Linked DNA regions of Mus musculus: region 1 is linked to region 2. The links are chromatin loops, found by intact Hi-C in ENCODE. Cell type or tissue: heart. All regions are shown on one strand. Each heading gives the region's core, and the rest is flanking DNA. Links, peaks and the distances in the headings are about the cores only. Region 1 holds the start of 6330403K07Rik (RIKEN cDNA 6330403K07 gene). Region 2 holds the start of Nlrp1a (NLR family, pyrin domain containing 1A).

Region 1 (11,940 bases), core at 85-8,084, 120 kb before region 2:
GCTTGTGTCCATTTGCTTTTCTCTCTCAAACTTGGCTCACATCTGGTAAAGCCTCCAGTTCTTTTGGGATTGCACTCATTTTGCTGTTAGGTATGTTTAGTATGATTTCAGGAGGGAATAGAATCCTCATGGAACTGGATGTTTCTGCTCATTTTTGCTGTATAAAGCAGGTCTGTATTCATTGAGTATAACCATGAGGTACATCAGGGACTAATAGAGCCGGGCTGAGGACATAGCTCAGTGGTAGAGTATGCTCAACATACTTAGGATTTAACATGGAGAGAAGCAGAAAGAGGAGTGGGAAGGAGGAGAAGGAAATCAAAGGGCAGCAGGGCACAGTAGAGGGGATCAGGGTATGGGATGACATATAGTGCAATATATTAAAGGGGCATGTCCCATTGATAATGTAAGATTCAAGTCAAGCTTAGAAGGTGTTAGCCTCTCACCTAAGAGATCACTCTAGGCAAAGAAAATAGCAGAAAACCCATAAGGTAGAACATATGGAATTCACACAGCTGGAACAGATATGGCCAATTTAGGAAATGGGATACGCCTGTCACATTCCAGTCTACTTTTTGTAAGTCTGATGAGATGGGTCGGCAGGTAAAATACTTGTAATACAAGCCTGGTGACCTGAGTAGGATCCCCAAAACCTACTTAAAGATGGAAAGAATTGACTCCACAAAGTTGTCTTAAGGTACACTGTGGCATGTACACTCTCATCCCCCACATTGTGTGTACACACACAGTCTCTCTTAAGAGACAAGCAAAACCTCTGTGTATGTGTGAGTATGTGCTATTAAAAACTAACTCCTAGCTGGATTTCATGCCGTTGATCCCAGTACTCAGGAGGCAGAGGCAGGTGGACCTCTTGTGAATTTAGCCTGGTTTACATAAAGAGTTCAGGGCAGCCAGGACTAAAGAGACCCCATCTCAGAAAACAAAAAACCCAAATGTGATTGATGGCACTTGTTAGATTGGTAAAGCAGACTTTATTCAGGACCCTTAAGTTAGATACTGGGACCATTGCAGAAGGATTTTGCATTGAGAGATTAGATTCTGAATATAAGAAGTAAAAAGATGTTTGGGAATGTGCAACTAAGGGACAGAATGGGACTTGTTGGGACAAAGCAAGTATCATTGGATGGAAAATTACTAAAAGGGTCGGTATAAGGGGTTTGAATGTATCCCATAAAATTCATATGTTAAAACTCTTGACTTCTTAGTGGTACACTGTAGAGGTTTATACTTTGATTAATGTCAGTACTGTGGGAACAGGAGTGTTCCTTAGGGAATAGATTCCCAATAAAGGATGGACTCAGGTCCTTCTGCTCTGGCATGATCTCACCCTGTAACACCTGAGACAGCAGGAAGGCATGTAACTTTGGATTCTATACATACAATAAATAATCTCTATACCTGTAATAAATAAATACTTCAGTATTTATGTATTATTGCTTAATATATAGGAAGAGATTTAATTCAACACTAGCTTTTGTGGGGGAATGCTTAAAGAATGATGCCATAGCTAAAGATACTTCTACTTTGGTCATGAGCCCTTTGTGAACTCAGTCCTTTTGACTGACTGAAGACAATGTGAGAGGATTAAACACTCGACAAGTCATCTCTGGGGCAAATGGAACTGTGTCACCAGAAGAAACACTGGTAAGTCAAGCATATTAAATAACCCCAGCAGTAACTGAGAATGGTAGGCATTCGAATCTGCTCCCGACCTGGTACTGTACATGACCACGACACCCCACTAATAGGACTGTGACAACTGGTTGTGTAGCATAGACACCTGGAGTTCTCTAATGAGAACTAATGAGGTGTCTAAATGGGCCCCGGAGAGCTTAGCCAATAAGCTTCCCTTCCTGGCCATTCCTTCCTGCAAAAGGTATTTAATCTCTGGTCCATCCTGAGTAAGTCATGCATCCTTTTTCACCATGAATAATAGTTTGGAAAAGCAAGGACTATTTCCTTCCTAAGGACCACTGTGAGGGAAGCCTTCCTCATACCGAGCAGTGCCTAAATTTCCTGCAGAAGGCCCCTCCCTCCCTCCTGGCACCCTGAGCTAAGGCCCTGGGCTCATTTCAGGCCCACTTCCTCCTTGTGATTCCCAGCATCTTCTGGGTGCCCAGGAGTTTGAGAACCACAGCTTCTGTTCCAGCCCCTGCCATTTTGTAATCAGAGAAACGTGGACAGGGGCCCATCTCTCCTTAAGGGCACAACAGGAAGATTCTGGTATCCCAAGAGGGAGAATGGAATGTAGCCGAGTGCCCTGTGTTTCACACTGGTGTAGTTCTGACACCCCAGCAGTGAAGGGAGATGCCCAACCACAGTCATCCATCATGGCCCAGCCAGTACTGCACTTTTATTAGTAACAGCTTGCACGGGGAACTTGCTAATTGATTGGGATAAGGAAGTAGCAAAAAGACATCTCTGCTTTGGTACAGAAGAACTGTTTTATTCCCAGAACAGATCCTTTGCAAGAGCAAGAGCCTGGTGGTGGTAAGCAGTTAGCAGCCCTGGAGTTCAAGAGACCTTGGAAAGAAGCCAGTGCCCTCTGGCTTTTGTTGTTGTTTGGTTGGTTTCTGTTTTGTTTTGTTGAGGCAAGGTTTCACGTGATCGTATTGGCCTCTCCCTCCACAATGCTAGGTTTACTACACCTGGCTTACTGTGGCTTTTTACTTAGATAAAAATTATCACATTTATTTCAATTTAGCACATTGGAAAAATAATGTAGTTGAATGAGGATCACTCAAAGATACATTTGTATTCTAATTTCCGGGACTTAAGTGTTGTCTTAAAGAGCATCTTTGTAAATATAATTAAGTATGAAGAGATCATTTTGAACTATCTTGGTGGGCCCTAATCCAGTGATGATAAATATACCTGCAAATGAAAGGTTTGAGATGAAAGACATGTTGTTTTGTGACCTAGACAGTTTGGAGTAATGCAGCCACAAGGTGGAAGAGGCAGGGCACAGATTTTTAGAGCACCCAGTAGTGGCTCTGTGGACACATTGTAGATTTCTGGTTTTCCACAGCTGTGACTACATTTTTGGTGTTCTAGGTCCCTGAGGTTTTTTTTTTTTTTTTTTTTTTTTTAATAGCAGCTGTGGGCCTAGTGAGATCAGAGTAAGATAACTGATAAGGCTGTAGGATACCTCTTAGGAAAGTAAAATCTGAGACCTCTTGTCCCAGATAGCAAAGTTCTGTTTTCTCTTTCAAGCATAATGTTTCATAATCGGAAATGGCGTCATGTGTGATGACTTCTGCCCATCACTGAAACTTAGAACAGGACACTTGCCCCAAACAATTGGCACTGGGTCAATTTTGATCTACTGGAAGTAGATACCTGATATTTTACCTGCCCACAACATCCATAACACTTCAGTTTTTATTTGAGAAGTTATTTTCATGTCTGTTTTGTCCCTTTTGGCCAAAAGTAAATATGTGATCCCAGCTAGGTCAATAAGGATATAGAATTTTTAAAATGCATGTTTTTGTTATGAGGGGCTGAACCTAGCTATAGTGTTCACACTAAGATATACCACTAAACTATACTCCTGTATTCCTGGAATTTGTGCAACATAAAACAAAAGGATGGGTATGTTTGATTTTTATTTTATGGGTATGCATGTTTTGTTTCTATGTGCATGGTGTCCTGGCAGAGGCCAGAAGAGGGCGTTGGATCTTTAGAACTGGAGTCAGGGAAGCCCAAACCCTGTCCTCTAAGAACTGTGAGTGTCCTTTCCCCAGCTCACAGGTAATTTTTTTTATGGTGAAACCCTGATAAGGCTATTATTAGGCAGGAAAAGGCCTGAGAATTTGGACAAGGCAACCTCAAAATTAGTATATTGTTGAGAATCAGTATAGGAAAGGAGTCACCTACAAAATAGTGGAGAGATGCATGGTCACCGTGGGAAAACCTAACAGGAAGGTGGGCCAGACGTATGATGATGCTGAGGCAACAAGTGGATGATGGGAGAACAGAGGTTAGAAGATACAGGCCACCCAGCACTTGGGAGACAGAGGCAGGAGGGTCTCAGAGTTCAAGGCCAGCCTGGTCACAGAGGAATAAGCAGCTGTATGGGAAGAAAAGTAATTGAATCTTGGGTATGGGTGGCCTTGATGTATGGTAGGTGGATGCTAAAGGCTGGAGTACAACAGTGGGGAGACAATATTTGTGGGATAGCAATGCATTCTGAAATTAGGAACAATATAGGTTATTTGTTTTTGCTGTACTGGGTTTGGAACCTAGGGTTCATAATATTGAACTACGCCCCAACTGGGGCTGGGTACTTGAGAATTTAAGTTTTTTTTGTCTTTGTGTATGCCATATGTCTGCTAGTGCTTGTGAAGGCCAGGAGCGGGCATCAGAGCCCTTGGAGCTGGGGTTAATGGGTGACCAGCCTAGGTACTAGGAACCTTGCTCCGGTCCTCTGGAAGAGCTGTAAGCATTCTTTTGTTACCTGATTGGTTGGTTTGGTTTGGGGTGGGAGGTGGGGCGGATGGGTGGGTGTTATTTTCTCTTATATTTTAAGGTAACATCCATTACTGAGGGAAGTCAGGGCAGTCTCAAGCCAGGAATCGGAAACTGAAGCAGAGACCACTGAAAGGTGCTACTTTCTCTCTCTGACTTGCACATCCAGCTTTTAAAGTTAAAATATAGTCATAATTTCCCTTTCCTCCCTCTCTTTACCATGTCCCTCTTTTAAAATTCATGATCCTTTTGTTAAATTGTTACTGTTTTACACACACACACACACACACACACACACACACACACACACAAAGACAGCCTGTTGAGTCTGTTTAGTGTTGTTTGTATGTATAAGCTTCACCCGAGATACCTCAACAATATGGCTGCCTAAACAAGATCTGAACATGGACAGCAACAATGCACATGCTAACCTGAAGCTGCAGAGGGGTGGGGGTGGGGTGACCTCATTGGCCCCACCCATAGACAGTCACAGGGAACTAAGGGATGCCGAGAGAATATGAGTGTCCAGTGTTCCCAGGGATGAGCTCCCTAATCGACTCTTCCCATGCAACAAGCATTCATTCTAACTGGCTGAGCCATCTCCATTCAGGACATTGAAGCCAATGTTAAGATTTTAGAGGTAATAGGGCTAACCGTGGTGTAGTTGGTGGAATTAGATGCTTGAATTTAGGGTAGGAAATGGAACTTAGATATCCGGAAAGTCTTATAGTAACATAGAATAAATAACAAATGTTGAGAAGTGGGTAATTTGGTTTGGGGACTAGAGGAAGGAATTACTGCCGGGATCAGATGATACAGTCACACCTCAGACTGTAAGTGAGAGACAATGGGGACTGTGTGCTTGGAAAGCATTAGCCCATAAACAGGGATCCATCCAGTGGGGAGCAATGCTAAACGTCAGCACTAGATCCAGTATCCACGGGTACAACCGGAAACTGACATTACTCTTTTGGTACCTTGGAGATGTGATTTGGGGGAACAGTGCCGTTGATGATGGTTAGAGGGAATTACTGTAAACAGGCTGTCGTCAGGGACCAGTGGGTGTCAGACTTGTGGCACTTAAAGTGCAAAGAAGCAAAAATACCAAATGACATGGTGGTACGGAATCAGGGAAGACCAGAACAGTGAAGGGAGGCCCTTCTATTGGAAAACAATTGATAAAAAACTCAAGCTGGGTCAATCCAGAGCTTAGCTGAGCCAGAAGCCTCTTGATAGGGATTGAGTGGGATTCTTACACTGAGCAATGGGGAATGGCACCATGTGGCGAAGTCAGACTGCTGTTAGGGGACTGTGGAACTAGGAATCTGGACATAGTGGCAGATGCCACAGAGGGGCCCGTATAGCTATTTGGTGTGGAGAGATTCTGTACCTAGAAATGCCGTGTAACCAAGTCAGCTTTCCAGGGAGAGTGGGCAGGTTTTAAAGAGAAGGGAGTGAAAGCTAGAGCAGAACAGGAAATCTGTCAAGGGCCATCATACAGCTGGAAGCTGGTGGACAAACGAATACAGAGGACACTGAGAATATGATTTATTCCATCAGACATGCTGCAATTATAGACATTTCCACAGAGTATAGCAGTGTCAAAAAGTTTTGCATTTGAACAGCTGACATGAATAAACAAACAGTGGGTAGGTGAATAACCTGCAAACGCGAGTTCTGGTATTCACTTTTTTGAGTCTGAGATGACAGATTTCAGCAGGAACTCTGTTACTGACAGTCCTTAGTCCCAGCCTCTTCATCTTGGTATCACAGCTTTAGAAGGCCTCCAGGCTGAAATGAAGTCACCATAGAATTCTCTAGCACAGTCCTCCTATGGGCCGCAGCAAAGGAAAGCCCTCAGTCTCATCTCATGGAACACACGAATTCTATCTAGGCCTCCATCTCTGAAGACTTGTGGTCTACTTTTCCACACAGTCCAAAAACCCATCTTGAGCGTTGACTCTCTGGTGGTCAGTTCTGGTAACCACAAAACCTGAAATGGCAAAAATACACAGCCCGCGTCAGCCCCAACTCCTGGTGGGTCAGAATCATCTTGACAAAACGCCACTCACCTCCTCCAGCAGCCAGCCATATCCGCTGCTCTCCCAGGTCCGCCAGCTTGGTGCTCAGAGTCCTAACCAAAAGAACTAGGCACAACTGGCTCATCCCGGTGTGACGCAGCATCATGAGGCTCCAGCACTCCGAGCCAGGGTGCTGATTCTCCTTGCGGTACCTTCTCAGGGAGGCCGCAGACTCGGGTCTGGTTCATCCTTTAAACAACAGAAGGCTGGACTCTGCTCTACAAACACCAAAATGCTAGGCCCTCACGTCACAAAGTGGTAGGATACAGAGACATCCTAATTACAAACTGGGTTCAATTCAATCCAGGATTATACTAATTGCACTCAATGTACGGGTGCAAGCAGCACAGCTATTTCATTGCCTGCAGCGACTCTGGACCGTCTGATGAACAGTTAGACAAAGCGACAACAAAGAAAAGAAGCATCGAATGCTAGATGAAGGGGGTGCAGCGCGTTTCCGAAACAAAAGGCTACGCTTCTCATTCCTCTCCCCTCCCCTCCCCTCGACTCTGCGCCCACCCCGTCGGGGCCCTGGCCACTTAGGCAAGCTGCAAATGGATATAGGTGAAGATGCAGGAGGTGATGGAGAAGGCGATGGCCGCGTAGATGAAGATGGAGAGGTGCGGGAAGTGGTCAAGGTAGCAGCCCTCTTCCACTGGAGGCTCTTCTTCCTTGGGCTCTGGACGCACGGCGGCCTTTCGGGACAGCCCAGCGCGGGTCCCCGGAGCCCTCCCACTCAAACGCCGACCAGATTTCCTGCCAGCCGAGGATGCAGACTTAGGTGCACGCGCAGTGTGGCCCTCCTCCAGGGGAGGCTTATCGAACAGGCCCTCGTACTCAGGGTCAGAATCGAAATACATCTGCTCTGGACCCCAGGGCTTGCGCGAAAAGGGACCTTTAGCCATGGGCGCAGAGCACGGGCAGATAAGCTGCTGAGACTAAGAGGCGAAGTCCCTGCTGGGTCGCAGTGCAGTGGGCGGTGGCCCGGACTGCAGCAGTATTTCTATACCCTGGGTGGGTGGGGGTGATAGGGGCGGAGCCAGCAGAGCAGGGGGCCTCTACCGGGTCCGGGGCCTCTCTGCCCAGAACACTCTTTCTCTGGCTCCTCCTTTCCGCCCACAGCCTGTTGCAGAGGTTGGCCAGCCAGTTTCTAGCACCTTGCAAGTCTTGGCGCAGCAAAGTCTATCTCCATAGCAACGAGACTGTCTTGCGGGGGGGGGGGGGGGGAGGGGAGAAGGAGGCGAGAGACATTGGGATCTCTCAGCTAGTAAGGGGGACTTGGCAGTCTGGAAGCAGAAATGCAGGGGGCAAAGCTCCAAGCTGTGTGCAGAGCTTCCCCCAGGGTTTTGTTTCTAGTTTTAAAGACATGAATAATGTAAGAGCTTAAAATTTGATGGGCATACAAACACATTTAATGAGATGGCGCACAAATGCGCAGTTTTATAACCGAAGGACATTGCATTGCTGTCTGAAAGCCTCGTACATGAAAATCAGCGAAGAAAGGCCAACTGACAAACTGTTAGCCACTTACTCGATAATTATTGTCTTTCCCTCACTAACTCCTGATCCCTTTCTGGCTCCAGCATGTATGTTTGTGTAATGCATGAAAAAACTAACAGTCTTGTAGAAAACAACAACAACAACAACAACAACAACAACAACAACTGACACAGGAAACTTAGCTATGTACGAGCTTAGGAGACTGAGGTAGAAGATCAGTAGTTTCCATCCAGCCTGGATGTCTAATGAGGCTCTGACTCAAAAGACAAAACCAAACAAAACAATCTAACAAAAACAACATCACTCTGGGCGTGGTGACGCATGTCTTTAATCCCAGCACTTGGGAGGCAGAGGCAGGCGGATTTCTGAGTTCGAGGCCAGCCTGGTCTACAGTGAGTTCCAGGACAGCCAGGGATACACAGAGAAACCCTGCCTCAAAGAAAAACCAAACCAAACCACACAAACCAAACAAAAAAACAAAACAAAAAACCCCTCAGAACATCACAACAAAACTCTCACCAACCCAGGGTCCGGAAGTAACAGAGGCAGACTTCCCTTTCCCTCCCTCTGCCTCTCTCCTCTCACTGCTATCTATATCGCACATTTCCACACTCCTCATCTGCTCCTAGTCTTCAGTGCATCTCACACGTGATTGGAAACCAATCTCAGGGAGCAGCAAGGTGGCTCAGTAGGTTAAAGGCGCTTGCCTCCAAGCCCGAGAGCCTGAATTTGATGCCTGAGAGTCACATGATAGGAGGAGAGAACTGATGTCTACAAATTACCCCCTGAACTTCTCTCCTATGCTCTGCGATGTGCATGTGCTCACATATTATACATTAAACATACGTGTACACACTGAGTATTTTTTAAAGTGTTGAATAAAACAGGAAAAAGAATCAATTTCAGAAAGGAAAAAAAAAAGAAAAAAAAAAAACTACTCCAAAGAAAAAAATAGGAATAAAAAGGAGCCCATTTCTCACTTTTCTTCCCAGTCAGACTCTTTGGTACCTTCAGTACTTGATGGGTACCACTGGTTCTTTCAGTACTTGTTGAGTACCACTATCTCCTGGCACCTCTGTTGTGTCTGAAATTCCAAGGCTGGTTGTCAGTCCCTTGTAGGATTTGGGGAGAGCAATCACATGATTCACTGGGCCCTGGAGTTGGAGGAATCCATTGGCAAGCCTGTCAGTATCAATAGAATCGACTCCTGCCCACCAAGTCATTCTAATTCATCCAACAGAACCCAGAATGGAGGTGTTGATGTGATCAGACTGTTGTGTCTCCGTCTCAAAGCATTCAGGACTCCTTGCAGCAGGAGTGAATCCCACTAGGTCGTGGTATCATACTGATGTTTGTTGAGAAAGCGATAGGTCGAATGAGTGACTGGCTGTTGTCAGCAAGAGGCTACATTTTCGGAATTTAGCAGCTGCAGATAAGAGCATCCCTTAGGACAAAGAACCTCAGCTGTGATGTATAAAAGGGTGGAGAGTCTCTAGAAAATAGTCTGACAGTTAAAAAAAAAAAGTTAAGCTTATACCTTAGATATAACCCTGGGGGCTGGAGAGACGGCACAGCAGTTAGAGCACTGGCTGCTCTTTCGGATGATACACGTTCTATTCCCAGCACCAAATGGTGGCCTGCATGGGACTGCACAGTTCCAGGAAATCCAACACCCTCTTCTGACCCACATGGGCACCAGGCATGCACATAGCACAGAGACATACATGCAGGGAAAACATCCATATGCATAAAATTTTTTGAAAGTTAAAAAAAAAGAGATAGGACACGAGTCTTAGCCCCAGATGTGTGGCAGGTCACCTGCTGCAGCTTTCCATAGTCTCTCCCACTCCCAGAGGACCACAGATCTTCTACAGCCTTCCTCCACCACTCAGCCTTTTGTCCTAGCTGCCAAAAGCCAGGAGGCACTCCCTGGAAACAGGCTGGCCACGATGGCCGAGGAATCAGACCAGTACCTTGCAAAGCCATCATTAGATGCTTCCTCCTTCAGTAGATGAGACCCAGAGCTACACCATGTGCAGAGAGTGAGAGACCTCTAACACTCTGTCTTAATAGGGATATCTCCAGCAGTCTCCCCTCAGGGCTCAGGGAACCCGGTAGAAGAGTAGATGGAAAGATTGCAAGAGTCAGAGAGGATGGAGGTTACCAAGGAAACACGGCCCTCTAAATACAACAGGACCCCACACACATATGCATTCACAGAGACTGTGACAGCATGCACAGGCTGGCATGGGTCTGTGCCAGATGGAGTCCCAGCACTGGGACAGGAGAGAAGTGGACACCCCCCCCCCATTCCTAACCCAGACTCTACCTACCATTGATTACTACTCACAAATGAAAAATTAGTTTTCTCCTAGTGAGTCTCACTGAGTAAACAAACCACTCTTTTTTTTAAAAAAAGTTATTTCCATTTTTATGTTCGTTTGCTTGCCTGCATGTCTGTGGAAGCATGTCAGAAACCCTGGAATTGGAGTTACAGACAGGTGTGATATGCCATGCAGGTGCTGAGAATTGAACTCAGGTCCTCTGGAAGCACACAGCCAGTGCTCTTAACCACTGAGCCATCTCTTCAGCTCTGAAACAAACCACTCTTAAGGGCAGACCCCATGCCCAGCAGTAGATGGTCAACCAAAAACAAGTGCTCAAAGCATCTTTGGAAGTTTTTTGCCTCATAATATTTTGTCAAGACTTCTCTGTGTCCCTCCCTCATTACAGGTTCTTTGTGTATATATCATGGCTTCCAGTTTGTGTTTTTATGATTTCTGTGTGTATGAGCATGTCTGTCCTATTCTGGGTTGCTCATTTTTGTTGTATTGCATTGTTATTCTTTAGATGCCTGTTGTTTGCTAACTAAAAACAGGGAAAGTGTGGATTCAGATGGGAGGGGTGGTGGTGGTGATTTTGGAAGAGTTGGGAGAGGGGAAACCATAGCAGAATATATTGTAAAAAAAAAAATCTATTTCAAAGAGAAAAATAGGAGTAAAAAAAGATAGGACCCAGTAATTCCACTCCTAGATTCTACCTAAGAAAAATGACAGCTCTACATGGAGACTAATGTTTAAACATCTACACCAACACTATTGGTAATAGCCAGAGTTGAGAATAATTCAAATGGCCATCAAATGGTGAATGGATGTGGTTCAGCTATACAGTTGGAATACTACCCAACAATGGAAAAGAGTGAGCTACTGATACCTGTTGGACTAGGGTTGGTCTAAACAGCATGCTAAGCAAAAACGAAAAGCCAGGTGAGAGAATAGATGTGAAATGTTCAGAAAAGACAAATTTATAGAGGTAGAAAAGAGATTTGTTGCCTGTGGCTCTGGGAGAAATAAAAATGTTAGCTGTAAACAGGCTCCAGGCAACTTTCTAGTAACAGGAATGTGTTTAATGCTCAGTTGTGGTATAACCTTATACGTTTTCCTTCTTAAAAATCCTTTTTAAAATTTTATGTGTGTGGGTGTTTTGCCTCCACCTATGTTTGTGTACTCTGTGTGTGTAGCCTGGAGAGGCCAGAAGAGGGTGTCAGATTCCTCTTGGCTGGAGTTAGGGATGGTTATGAGACGCATTTGGGTGCTAAGACTTGGACCTGGTTGCTAAGGAAGAGCAGAGAGTGCTCTTAACTGGTGAGACATCTCTCCAGCTTCTTCTAATTAAAATAAAAATGGTTTTATTTTACTTATGCACATACACACACACACACATATATATATGTACATATATATGCACACATGCATGCAGGTGTCTGTGAATATCAGAAGTCAGCATCTTTAGTCTTATTATTTTAATGTATGTGTGGTGTCAGTGTGGGAGTGCTACACATGTGGGGATGCCCAGGGAGTCCAGATGAGGG
Region 2 (12,697 bases), core at 2,157-10,156:
AGTTCTTGGCCCTGGTGTTCCCCTGTACTGAGGCATATAAAGTTTGCACGACCAATGGGCCTCTCTTTCCACTGATGGCCGACTAGGCCATCTTCTGATACATATGCAGCTAGAGACTCGAGCTCGGGGGGTAGGGGTACTGGTTAGTTCATATTGTTGTTCCACCTATAGGGTTCCATCTTCACTCTTTTTAACCCCAGGTTCAGGCTGGGTAATACATCCTGTGTGTCAGCCCAACTTGGTATGTCCATATCAGACATAGAACAAAAACAAAAGAACAAAACCCATATGCCCAGGTCTCATTGCAATAGCAAAAAGAAAAATCAAGACAACATTTGCTGCCTCCCAATCCACCAGTCCATAGAAATGGTGAGAATTACCAAAATGAACCAAGTTACAGAGCTTAGTGGCAATCATAGTCCTCAGAGAGTTAGGGAGTTAAAAGAAGGCAGAGACAAAGAGCTCAAATGAACTTGATGAGAATGAACTCAAAGATGGTAGGTGCCCAAGTGATGTGCAAGCAAACAAGAACACAGTACTGAACGAAACAACAATGATTTAAACCTGTGATTTGAAAACTGAATTCAAAAGAGATAGGAATAACGAAAAAACTCGACTGGATTAAGATCAAATTGAAAAACAGCAACAAAACTAAAAAATTCAAAGAAAGTCTTATAATCAGAACGAATCAAGTAGAGGATAGACTATAAAGTATAGGATTTAGACCACATAAGTAAATAATATTTTAAAAATTGATAAAAAACTCAGATGAACATGTAGGAAATGTTAGGACATCCCTAAATGACTAATCTTATAGCTACAGGCAAAAGTGAATGGGTGGATGGGACTCTCAGGTCAATGTACAGACCAGATCTTCAATAAGATCACAGAAATCACGAAAGACCAACTCATATAGGTACAAGAAGAAAAATAAAGAACGAACAAATGAGCACACAAAAGAGAAAAGCAACTTCCTATACAGATAGTAGAGGTTACCGAATACTACAAGTTGTGCACATAAGTCATATCTGATGGCAAAGTCATCAGACTGATATGAAGCCAGAGAGGGGAAGACAGAGGAATCAATTTGTTTCCTAGTATTGGTGGATATGGAGCATGCAGTATTCATTTTCTGTAACCAGGCAAGGCTTCCAGTTGTGGGACTGGGAAACCAACCCACCCACAAAACCTTTGACCCACAAGCTGTCCTTCCTGCAAGATGTGCTTGTGGGAGTGGCCAATGACTGACTGGTCTAACTTGAGGCACAAGCCCCAAGAGGGAGCCCATGCCTACAGGGCCAGAAACTGGAAGCTTAAAGACCCAGAGAACTAGGGTAGAACCAAACATGACTGAACAACAATGAAATGCCAACGAAATGATTCCTAACGATATGCTGCTGTACTCAAGAGACTGGTGCCTAGCTCCATCACCATCAGAGTCTTCCTCCTGAAGCTGATGGGAGAAGATGCAGAGTCCCACAGGCAAAACATAAGGGTAGACACAGGCTAATTAACCTTTTCTTCTGCATCTAGACTTGTTAGATTTCAATTAATTTCTCCTTTCAGATCTGAAAATGTCTCCAAGACTCATGGTCTGAGCTCAGTAGTTTTGAGGAGCTGTATATGGTAGGGGATTGTCTGTTAAGGCCTTGCCTTTCTCTCTCTCTCTCTCTCTCTCTCTCTCTCTCTCTCTCTCTCTCTCCCCCTCTCCCCCTCTCCCTCTCCCTCTCCCCCCTCTCTCTTTCTCTCATTTGCTCACTCTTTCTTACCTTTGTGGGTCTGAATAACGAGAAAGAATGTCCTATCAGAAGGAGACAGTGGTTGTGTGTTGGTCAGAGAGGCAGGGGTAGGAGGTGGGGAGAACTGCTGGGGTCCTTCATGCTTGGCCTCATACCCTTCTCGATGATCACATGGGGGACAATGAGGCATTCACAGGTGCTGCTGGGAAACCCTCCTCTGGGACTACAAAGTTCACACAACTCCTGGATCTACCCTGGTCCTCTGTGTAAGTCTCTATTCCTTTCTGAGCCTCAGCTCCCCCATGTGTGGCTCTGAGCTTCTGTCCCACAGGGTTGTACACTATCATAACAGCAGAAATAGCATGGGCTTGTACTTAGAATTATTGAGCATTTATTGAATATCAGACTGTTTAACATTTGACATGGATTATCTCTCAACTGCTACAGCCTAAGGAGACAGCTGTTCGCCTTCTCATTTCCCAGATGGATACAATTAGGAAGGCTGGAGCCTTGCCTCTGCCTAGCTCCAAAGTCTGGGCATGTAGCAATGGTGTCATTAATTGTTCTTCTCAAGAGCTGGCTTGAACCCTATGCCAACCTTCTCAAAGACTTCTGCATGCCTGACTACAAATACCCCACTACAGCTTCAGGGTGCTTCTTCCAGGGGCATTTGAGCATCAAATGGGGACCTGAGCATGCACTTTTGTAGATCAGAGTGTTCTGTAGAGTTCAGTTAGGGGCTTCTGAAAGCCTTCCTGTTCCAGCCTCTGCTGGGGCCTGTGAACTCTTTTGTCAGGATGATAGCCTGCCCATGGAAACCTTGGCAGAAGGGCTCAGTGGTGATGAAGGGGCCACAGAGTGATCAATTGGGGCTCTTTGTGTACTTACTTAGCTTCAAGTTCCTCTCTAGCTGCACTCTGTGCTTCATTAGCTCCACCTCCATAAGTTTCTTTGTTTTGAAGGTTGGGTCCACATCCTCTTGACCTTCATGCTGAGCCACTTTTGTGCTACTTTCCTGCTTGGACTGAGATTCTTCCATGATGATAGAGCCCTTGAATACTGCTTCTCTGAGCAGTTTGTGCTCTTATTGCTTCAAGACGCTCTTCTGTTGTTGCAAGCAGGAGACCAGTGGCTTCTTGTCTCTGCCAGGTAGTTCTGCTCTGTGAATGGGTGTTTGATCAGAAGTGATAGAGGAGACCTGCTGATAAAAGAAAGCAGACAAACCTCTACAGGGTCACATCACCTTTGATCAGAACAATTGAGACACAAGTCCCTCCTGGGGAGTGGGTACTTTGTGCCCAGGTGCAGGGGCTTGGGCTTCATAGGGCAGAAGAGAGAACACTGAGACAGGAGTATGTAACAGTGGACATGCTCTTTAAAATTTCATAGCTGAATGATGCCAGTGGATGTTCTAGCTGTTGTGTTGGCTCTCCTGAAGGCAGGTGTGCTGAACCTTATATTGAGTTGGGGTTTCTTAGCTGTCTGAGTTTCTTCTTTTAGGTCATTAAGGTTATTTATCTCACCCCAAAAACAGATGAAAGGAATGGGTGGTGTGTTCACTTACTGATTGGTCCCTGTGGGAGGGGGATGATGGAGGTGGAGTTCCATCCTGTTCCTAGTGGTTTAGGGGTGTGTATGTTGCAGGTGGACTTCATGTGCTGCAAAGAGATTTTGAACTTGATCTGCTCTGCTGGATCAGTCATGTGATTGCTGCCATTTACTTCTGGAGAAGCTTTTGAAACAGGTATAGACAGGAGGCTGTGAACTGTACAATGAGATGGAGCAGAGGGAACCTAGTAGGTCCCTAGCTAGGGCAGCCATTGTCCTAATGTAGACCTAGTGATGTCAGTGATTTGATCTAGGAGGACCTTATGTATAACTTCTAAAGGACGGGGCAAAAATGACATATGAGGATAAGAAGAAATGGAGAGATCAAGGGAAGGAGCAGAGTCAAAGGGAACCCAAAGTGCACCTGTAGGAGACAATATTCAGTAGATTTTTTTTTTTTTTTGGTCTGGTGCTTCATCAAATCTTTGGGTGCTGTTCTTCCTTGGGTTTGCTGGGTTTGTTGGTGCACAGCAGTACTGTTCCTAAAGTAAGGCACTAGTCCCTATAGTAGCAGTATGCAGGAGATCTAGGTCTTTTAACTTTGGAGAACCACAGCAGGGAAGACTGCCTCAGCCTAGGCAGAGAAATTGATGGAAAGGGAGGTGTATGAAGGTAGACTTGTAGACAATGAGAGTAGGGAAATGTAGAGGTAAGAAGATGGAGGGTTGCAGGGTCAGAGCATGATGGTTGGGAGGATTAGAGGATACAAATCAAGGGATGAGGTTGGGGTCTGGAAAAGGGGGTGTTGGGGTACCAAGGATGGGAGGATGTGTGGGCAGGAACACAGGGATGGAGGATGCATGATGGATTATGTAGGACACTCACTATCCCATGTCCTCATCTTCCTTTTCTAAAGTTCCACTCTAAGGAGATCACTATTTCAGCCATTACTGTGACCCAGGGTAAGGTGGGAAGATACAGGACAGAGCGGAGTAAAGGCTCAGTCTAAGTTAAGGCTAGCCTCTTCGAAGGAATCTTTAGAAGTCCTCTGTCCCTGGGCACCACAAAGGAGGAACAAGACTGAGTCAACTAATAATTTGATTGAAGGCACATTACCCAGAGAAAGCCAAAGGGCCACCTGTATGCAGGGGACAGTCCGACACAAGATTTCTTAGAGGCCCTGATGTAAAGATAAAAGGAAAATTAGTTCAGTGTCCTTGTCCAGGAGTGGACTTGGCAAGGCAGGTCTGACACTGAAGCCTGTGCCTCAGAGGAGTCAAGATTATAATATAGGGGGACCCACTCTGACCCCTGTGCTGTGGTTATGGTCCTAAGGCAACTATGTTTTCTTCACTAACTTTGTCTAACTTAGTTCTCTGGGGACGTTGGCTCTCCCACACCACCCCATGTAAATAGCATAGATTCTCTCTCTCTCTCTCTCTCTCTCTCTCTCTCTCTCTCTCTCTCTCTCTCTCTCTCTCTCTCTTCCCTGGTCCTCCCTCTCAATGCCTCATCATTCAGGAGAGTTATTCCTGCAGATTCAGGGTAGAGAGGAGGATGCAGGATAGGCTATAACAGGAGCAGGCACTTGAACCAGACAGGTAACCTAGTCTATCACCCATCAGAGCTGGCTTGCAGACTCTCCAAGCAGAGGCTGGGGCCCTGGGCCCTGGTTTTCAGGCCGAGATCCCCATGTCTGTTTTTGTGTAGTGAGGCCAGCCCTTATCCTCCCAGGTCTAAGTGGTTTGGTGGAATCTGGGTCCCACTACTCACCCTGCTCCTCTATGGGGCCCACTGGAGTGTGTGTCTTTGAACAAGGCTCCTCAGCTAAGAAACTGGTCTCCAAAAGTGAAAGAGACTCTGGCCCATTTTCAGGAAGGCAGGCATCAGAGAACGGCAGATGTACTTCCTCTGAACACTGGGAATGGAGGTTGAACATTACTCAGCTTGTTTCCTGTTAAGTCTCTGCAGATGCCTGGGCTGGAGGAGTCAGGGTGAGAGCTTCTTCCGGGTTTGCAGAAAGCCCTGCTTGCCTGACCACAGGACTCATGTCTGAGCTCAGTTCCCTCTTCCATTAGTGTGGGACCTGAAGTTTGCCAACAGGTCCCAGGTCAGCAGTAGCTTCTGGTTCCCCCCAGTTTTGGGCTCTTGATCTCTGTGCTTCCTCGCCTTCCCTATAGCCTGCCCAGCCACAGTCTGCTCATTTCAGTAAATTCCTCTTAGACCACAAACACTGTGTATGTATGTATGTATGTTACACACACACACACACACACACACACACACACATTTGACTCCTGAAGTCTCCTAAATGTCACATTCGGTTTTTGAATCTCACAAACATCATCTTGTTTTTCTGTAGGTGTGTGGTGTGTGTGTGCATGTTCATATGCAAGTGGACTCATGTGTCTGACTTGAAAGCTTATGGGTGTGGCTAGTCCAGCTAGGCAGCTAACCCAGAACATTTCCTGTTTAGTGTTTCTGAAATGTGGGATTACAAGCCTGTAACCATGCCCAGCAGGCACCTGTGAAGACTCTGGGGATCAGAGCACCTGTCCTCAAGCTTGCTTTTTTTTTTTTTTAAAGATATTTTCTTTATTTACATTTCAAATGTTATCCCCTTTCCTAGTTAACTCTCCGAAAATCCCCTACCCCCACCCTCCCCTTGCTCCCCAACCCACCCACTCCTGTTTCTTGGCCCTGGCATTCCCCTATACTGGGCATAGAACCTTCACAAGACCAAGGGCCTCTCCTCCCATTGATGATCCACTAGGCCACCCTCTGCTACATATGCAGCTAGAGCCATGAGTCTCATCCATGTGCTTTCTTTGAATGGTGGTTTAGTTCCAGGGAACTCTAGGGGTATTGGTTAGTTCATATTGTTGTTCTTCCTATAGGGCTGCAAACTCCTTCTGCTCCTTGGGTACTTTCTCTATCTCCTACATTGGGGACCCTGTGGTCTGTCCAGTGGATGACTGTGAGCATTCACTTCTGTATTTGCAAAGCACTGGCAGAGCGTCACAAAATCTTGTTGGCATCTGCCTAGTGTCTGGGTTTGGTGGTTGTTTATGGGATGAATCCCCAAGTGGGGACGTCTCTGGATGGTCATGCCTTCAGGCTCTGCTCCAAACTTTGTCTCTGTAACTCCTTTCATGGGTATTTTGTTCCCCATTCTAAGAAGGAATGAAGTATCCGCACTTTGGTCTTTCTTCTTCTTGAGTTTCATGTGTTTTGCAAATTGTATCTTGGATATTCTAAGTTTCTGGACTAATATCCACTTATCAGTGAATGTATATCATGTGTGCTCTTTTGTGATTGGGTTACCTCACTCAGGATAATATCCTCCAGATCCCTCCATTTGCCTAAGAATTTCATAAATTCATTGTTTTAAATAGCTGAGTAGTACTCCATTGTGTAGATGTACCACATTTTCTGTATCCATTCCTCTGTGGAGGGACTTCTGGGTTCTTTCCAGCTTCTGGTTATAAATAAGGCTGCTATGAACATAGAGGAACATGTGTCCTTATTACCAGTTGGAACATCTTCTGGGTATATGCCCAGAAGAGGTATTGCGGGATCCTCCAGTAGTACAATGTCCAGTTTTCTGAGGAACTGCCAGACTGATTTCCAGAGTGCTTTTACCAGCTTGCAATCCCACCAGCACTGGAGGAGTGTTCCTCTTTCTCCACATCCTTGCCAGCATCTGCTGTCACCTGAGTTTTGATCTTAGCCATTCTAACTGGTGTGAGGTGGAATCTCAGGGTTGTTTTGATTTGCATTTCCCTGATGATTAAGGATGTTGAACATTTTTTCAGGTGCTTCTCAGCCATTCGGTATTCCTCAGTTAAGAATTCTTTGTTTAGCTCTGTACCCCATTTATTAATGGGATTATTTGATTTTCTGGAGTCCAATTTCTTGAGTTCTTTGTATATATTGGATATTAGTCCCCTATCTGATTTAGGATTGGTAAAGATCTTTTCCCAATCTGTTGGTGGCCTTTTTGTCTTATTGACAGTGTCTTTGCCTTACAGAAGCTTTGCAATTTTATGAGGTTCCATTTGTCAATTCTTTTTTTTTTTGTTTGTTTTTTGAGACAGGGTTTCTCTCTGTAGCCCTGGCTGTCCTGGAACTCACTTTGTAGACCAGGCTGGCCTTGAACTCAGAAATCCACCTGCCTCTGCCTCCCGAGTGCTGGGATTAAAGGCATGTGCCACCATGCTCGACTTCCATTTGTCGATTCTTGATCTTACAGCATAAGCCATTGCTGTTCTGTGCAGGACTTTTCCCCTGTGCCCATATCTTTGAGGCTTTTCCCCACTTTCTCCTCTATAAGTTTCAGTGTCTCTGGTTTTATGTGGAGTTCCTTGATCCACTTAGACTTGAGCTTTGTATAAGGAGATAAGAATGGATCAATTCCCATTCTTCTGCATGATAACCACCAGTTGTGCCAGCAACATTTGTTGAAAATGTTGTCATTTTTCCGCTGGATGGTTTTAGCTCCCTTGTCAAAGTTCAAGTGACCATAGGTGTGTGGGTTCATTTCTGGGTCTTTTTTTTTTTTTTTTTTTTTTTTTTACAGGACTGGAATTTGGTTTTTTATTAGATATTTTCTTTATATACATTTAAAATGCTATCCTGAAAGTTCCCTATACCCTCTCCCTGCCCTGCTCCCCTACCCACCCACTCCCACTTCTTGGCCTTGGCATTCCCCTGTACTGGGGCATATAAAGCTTGCAATACCAAGGGGCCTCTCTTCCCAGTGATGGCCAACTAGGCCAACTTCTGCTACATATGCAGCTAGAGATACGAGCTCTGGGGCTACTGGTTATATCCCATTGGTCTACCTGTCTGTTGCTGTACCAGTACTGTGCTGTTTTTTTTTTCCCCAATTGCTTTGTGGTACAGCTTGAGGTCAGGCATGGTGATTCTGCCAGAGGTTCTTTTTTTGTTGAGAATAGTTTTTGCTATTCTAGGGTGTTTGTTATTCCAGATGAATTTGCAAATTGTCCTTTCTAACTCTGTGAAGAATTGAGTTGGGATTTTTATGGGGATTGCATTGACTCTGTAGATTACTTTCGGCAAGATAGCTATTTTTACTATATTAATCCTGCCAATCCATCTTCTGAGATCTTCTTCAGTTTCTTTCTTCAGAGACTTGAAGTTCTTATCATACAAATCTTTCCCTCAGTTAGAGTCACACCCAGGTATTTTATATTATTTGTGACTATTGTGAAGGGTGTTGTTTTCCAAATTTCTTTCTCAGCCTGTTTATCCTTTGTGTAGAGAAAGGCTGCTGGTTTGTTTGAGTTAATTTCATATCCAGCTACTGCACTAAAGCCGATTATCAGGTTTAGGAATTCTCTGATAGAATTTTTGGGGTCACTTATATATTATCATATCATCTGCAAAAAGTGATATTTTGACTTCTTCCTCTCCAATTTGTATCCCTTTGATCTCCTTTTGTTGTCTAATTGCTCTGACTAGGACTTCAAGTACTATATTTAATACATAGGGTGAACATGGGCAGCTGTGTCTAGTCCCTGATTTTAGTGGGATTGTTTCAAGTTTCTTTCCATTTAGTTTGATGTTGCCTACTGGTTTGCTGTATATTGCTTTTATTATGTTTAGGTATGGGCCTTGAATTCTTGATCTTTCCAAGACTTTTATCACGAACAGGTGTTGGAATTTGTCAAATGTTTTCTCAGCATTTAATGTTTTTTGTCATTGAGTTTGTTTCTAAAGTGGATTACATTAAAGGATTTCCATATATTGCACCATCCCAGCATCCCTGGGATGAAGCCTACTTGGTCATGATTGATGATCATTTTGATGTGTTCTTGGATACAGTTTGCACGGATTTTATTGAGTATTTTTGCATTGATATTCATAAGGGAAATTGGTCTGAAGTTCTCTTTCTTTGTTGGATCTTTGTGTGGTTTAGGTATCAGAGTAATTGTAGCTTCATAGAATGAATTGGGTAGAGTAACTTCTGTTTCTATTTTGTGAAATAGTTTGAGAAGTATTGCAATTATGTCTTCCTTGAAGGTCTGATAGAACTCTGCACTAAATCTATATGGTCCTGGGCTGTTTTTGGTTGGGAGGCTCTTAATGTCTGCTTCTATTTCTTTAGGGCATATGGGGTTCTTTAGATCGTTAATCTGAACCTGATTTAACTTTCATACCTTGTATCTGTCTACAAAATTGTCCATTTCATCCAGGTTTTTCAGTTTTGTTGAGTATAGCCTTTTGTATTAGGATCTGATGATGCTTTGGATTTCATCAGGTTTTCTTGTTATCTCCCTTTTCATTTCTGATTTTGTTAATTAGGATACCGTCTCTGTGCCCTCTAGTTGGTCTGGCTAACGGTTTATCTATCTTGTTGATTTTCTCAAAAAACCAGCTCCTGTTTTGGTTGATTCTCTGTACAGTTCTTTTTGTTTCTACTTGGTTGATTTCAGCCCTGAGTTTGATTATTTCCTGCCATCTACTCCTCATGGATGAATTTGATTCCTTTTGTTCTAGAGCTTTTAGGTGTGCTGTCAAGCTGCTAGTGTGTGGTCTCTCTAGTTTCTTTTTGGTGACACTCAGAGCTATGAGCTTTCCTCTTAGGAATGCTTTCATTGTGTCCCATAAGTTTGAGTATGTTGTGCCTTCATTTTCATTAAACTCTAAAAAGTCTTTAACTTCTTTCTTCTTTTTTCCTTGACCAAGTTATCATTGAGTTAGTGTTGTTCAGCTTCCATGTGAATGTTGGCTTTCTATTATTTATGTTGTCATTGAAGATTAGCCTTAGTCCATGGTGATCAATCCATTCTTATCTCCTTGTACAAACCTCAAGTCCATGTGGATCAAGGACCTCCACATAAAACCAGATACACTGAAAATAATAGAAAAGAAAGTGGGGAGGAGCCTCCAGCACATGGTCACAGGGGAAAATTTTCTGAACAGAACACCAAAAGATTATGCTTTAAAAAGAAGAATTGACCAATGGTACCTCATAAAATTGCAAAGATTCTTTAAAGCAAAGGACACTGTCAATAAGACAAAAGGACACCTAACAGATTGGGAAAAGACCAATCCTACATCTGATACAGGGATAATATCCAATATATACAAAGAACTCAAGAAGCTAGACTTCAGAGAACCAAATAACTCTATTAAAAATGGGATAAAGAGCTAAACCAAGAATTCTCAACTGAGGAATACTGAATGGCTGAGAAGTACCTAAAGAAATGTTCAACATACTTAGTGATCAGGGAAATTCAAATGAAAACAACCCTGAGATTCCACTTCATGACAGTTAGGATGGCTAAGTTCACAGTCAGGTGACAGGAACTCCTTTCTTTTTTTTTTTTTCCAATTTTTTATTAGTTTCTTCATTTACATTTCAAATGCTATCCCAAAAGTCCCCTATACCCTCCTCCCCCCCCGCCCTGCTCCCCTCCTCACCCACTCCCACTTCTTGGCTCTGGCGTTCCCCTGTACTGGGACATATAAAGTTTGTAAGACCAAGGGGCCTCTCTTACCAATGACGGGTGATTAGGCCATCTTCTGCTACATATGCAGCTAGAGACATGAGCTCTGGGGGTACTGGTTAGTTCATATTGTTGTTCCACCTATCAGGTTGTAGACCCCTTCAGTTCCTTGGGTACTTTCTCTAGCTCCTCCATTGGGAGCCCTGTGTTCCATCCAATAGATGACTGTGAGCATCCACTTCTGTATTTGCCAGGCACTGGCATAGCCTCACACGAGACAGCTTTATCAGGGTCCTTTCAGCAAAATCTTGCTGGCATGTGTAATAGTGTCTGTGTTTGGTGGTTGATTATGGGAAGGATCCCCGGGTGGGGCAGTCTCTGGATGGTCCATCCTTTCATCTCAGCTCCAAACTTTGTCTCTGTAACTCCTTCCATGGGTATTTTGTTCCCTATTCTAAGGAGGAATAAAGTGTCCACACGTTGGTCTTCCTTCTTCTTGATTTTCTTGTGTTTTGCAAATTGTATCTTGGGTATTCTAAGTTTCTGGGCTAATATCCACTTATCAGTGAGTGCATATCAAGTGACTTCTTTTGTGATTGGGTTACCTTACTCAGGATGATATCTTCCAGATACATCCATTTGCCTAGGAATTTCATAAATTCATTCTTTTTAATAGCTGAGTAGTACTCCATTGTGTAAATGTACCACATTTTCTGCATCCATTCCTCCGTTGAGGGACATCTGGGTTCTTTCCAGCTTCTGGCTATTATAAACAAGGCTGCTATGAATGTAGTGGAGCATGTGTCCTTATTACCAGTTGTAACATCTTCTGGGTATATGCCCAGGAGAGGAACTGCTGGATCTTCCGGTAGTATTATGTCCAATTTTCTGAGGAACCACCAGACTGATTTCCAGAGTGGAAATCAGTACCAGCTTGCAATCCCACCAGCAATGGAGGAGTGTTCCTCTTTTTCCACATCCTTGCCAGCATCTGCTGTCACCTGAATTTTTGATCTTAGCCATTCTGACTGTTTTGAGGTGGAATCTCTGGGTTGGCTTGATTTGCATTTCCCTGATGATTAAGGATATTGAACACTTTTTTCAAGTCCTTCTCAGCCCTTCGGTATTCCTCAGTTAAGAATTCTTTGTTTAGCTCAGTACCCCATTTTTTAATGGGGTTATTTGATTTTCTGGAGTCCAGCTTCTTGAGCTCTTACCTCCACACAAAACCAGAGACACTGAATTTTATGGAGGAGAAAGTGGGGAAAAGCCTCAAAGATATGGGGACAGGGGAAAAATTCCTGAGCAGAACAGCAATGGCTTCTGCTGTAAGATCAAGAATTGACAAATGGGACCTCATAAAATTGCAAAGCTTCTATAAGGTAAAAGATACTGTCAATAAGACAAAAATGCCACCAGCAGATTGGGAAAGGATTTTTCCAATCCTAAATCTGATAGGAACTCCTGTGTTAAACTGGCATCACCCGCTCTCTTACCAAGCATCCTTTGGTTCTGTGTACCCAGAATTGATGTAAATCTTGGTTCGTCGTGCCACCTATTGTGCGCGCAGCAGAAGTGACTCCAGGGTCACTATGCTAGTTAATGGTATTATGTACAGTCTGTCCTTGTTCTTATCAGGGCTTCTACTGTTTTGGGCACTGTCCATCTTGAGAAGCTTAGCTTGTTTCGCTGCAGCCTGGCTCAGAGGACAGCAGAATGCCAGCTGCAAGAGGGAGGTAAGGAGGATTCTGAGGTCTGGTCTCTTTCAGCAGTTTATAAATTGCCCAAACCAATAATGAGGGTCACACCTTGAAGGAAGCACTGCACACTGGTTAATGTAAACCAGACTTCCGGTGTGAAAATGTCGGCCAATGCCACGAATCCAATGCAACTCCTATCTCTAGATCTTATGGACACGTGTATAGGATCGAGAAT

The links. Hi-C counts contacts between places; a loop is a spot of excess contacts. Peaks named below come from ENCODE experiments on the same cell type or tissue, not always from the same donor. Only the 100,000 strongest peaks of a DNase experiment are listed, where the experiment ranks them.
Region 1: a loop joins it to region 2, with 2.8 times the contacts of the local background. A loop is called at or near these places in 4 of 42 quality-filtered maps.

What each region holds. Positions count from the first base shown.
Region 1 is chr11:71,025,929-71,037,868 of GRCm38, forward strand. Mis12 (MIS12 kinetochore complex component) reads left to right here. Exons shown (of 3, transcript NM_025993.3): 3 at 1-1,433. It overlaps 6330403K07Rik (RIKEN cDNA 6330403K07 gene), which reads right to left and starts at 7,689. Exons shown (of 2, transcript NM_134022.2): 1 at 6,561-7,689; 2 at 6,013-6,481. The coding sequence starts at 7,474. The coding sequence ends at 7,109. In heart, for the core only: a CTCF peak has its summit at 3,674 (motif pointing right); no DNase peak of the experiment used is centred there; H3K4me3 peaks cover 1,850 bases; H3K27ac peaks cover 1,672 bases.
Region 2 is chr11:71,139,589-71,152,285 of GRCm38, forward strand. It overlaps Nlrp1a (NLR family, pyrin domain containing 1A), which reads right to left and starts at 5,116. Exons shown (of 14, transcript NM_001004142.2): 1 at 5,061-5,116; 2 at 2,628-2,940. The coding sequence starts at 2,778. In heart, for the core only: no CTCF peak of the experiment used is centred there; DNase peaks (open chromatin) are centred at 2,643 and 5,223.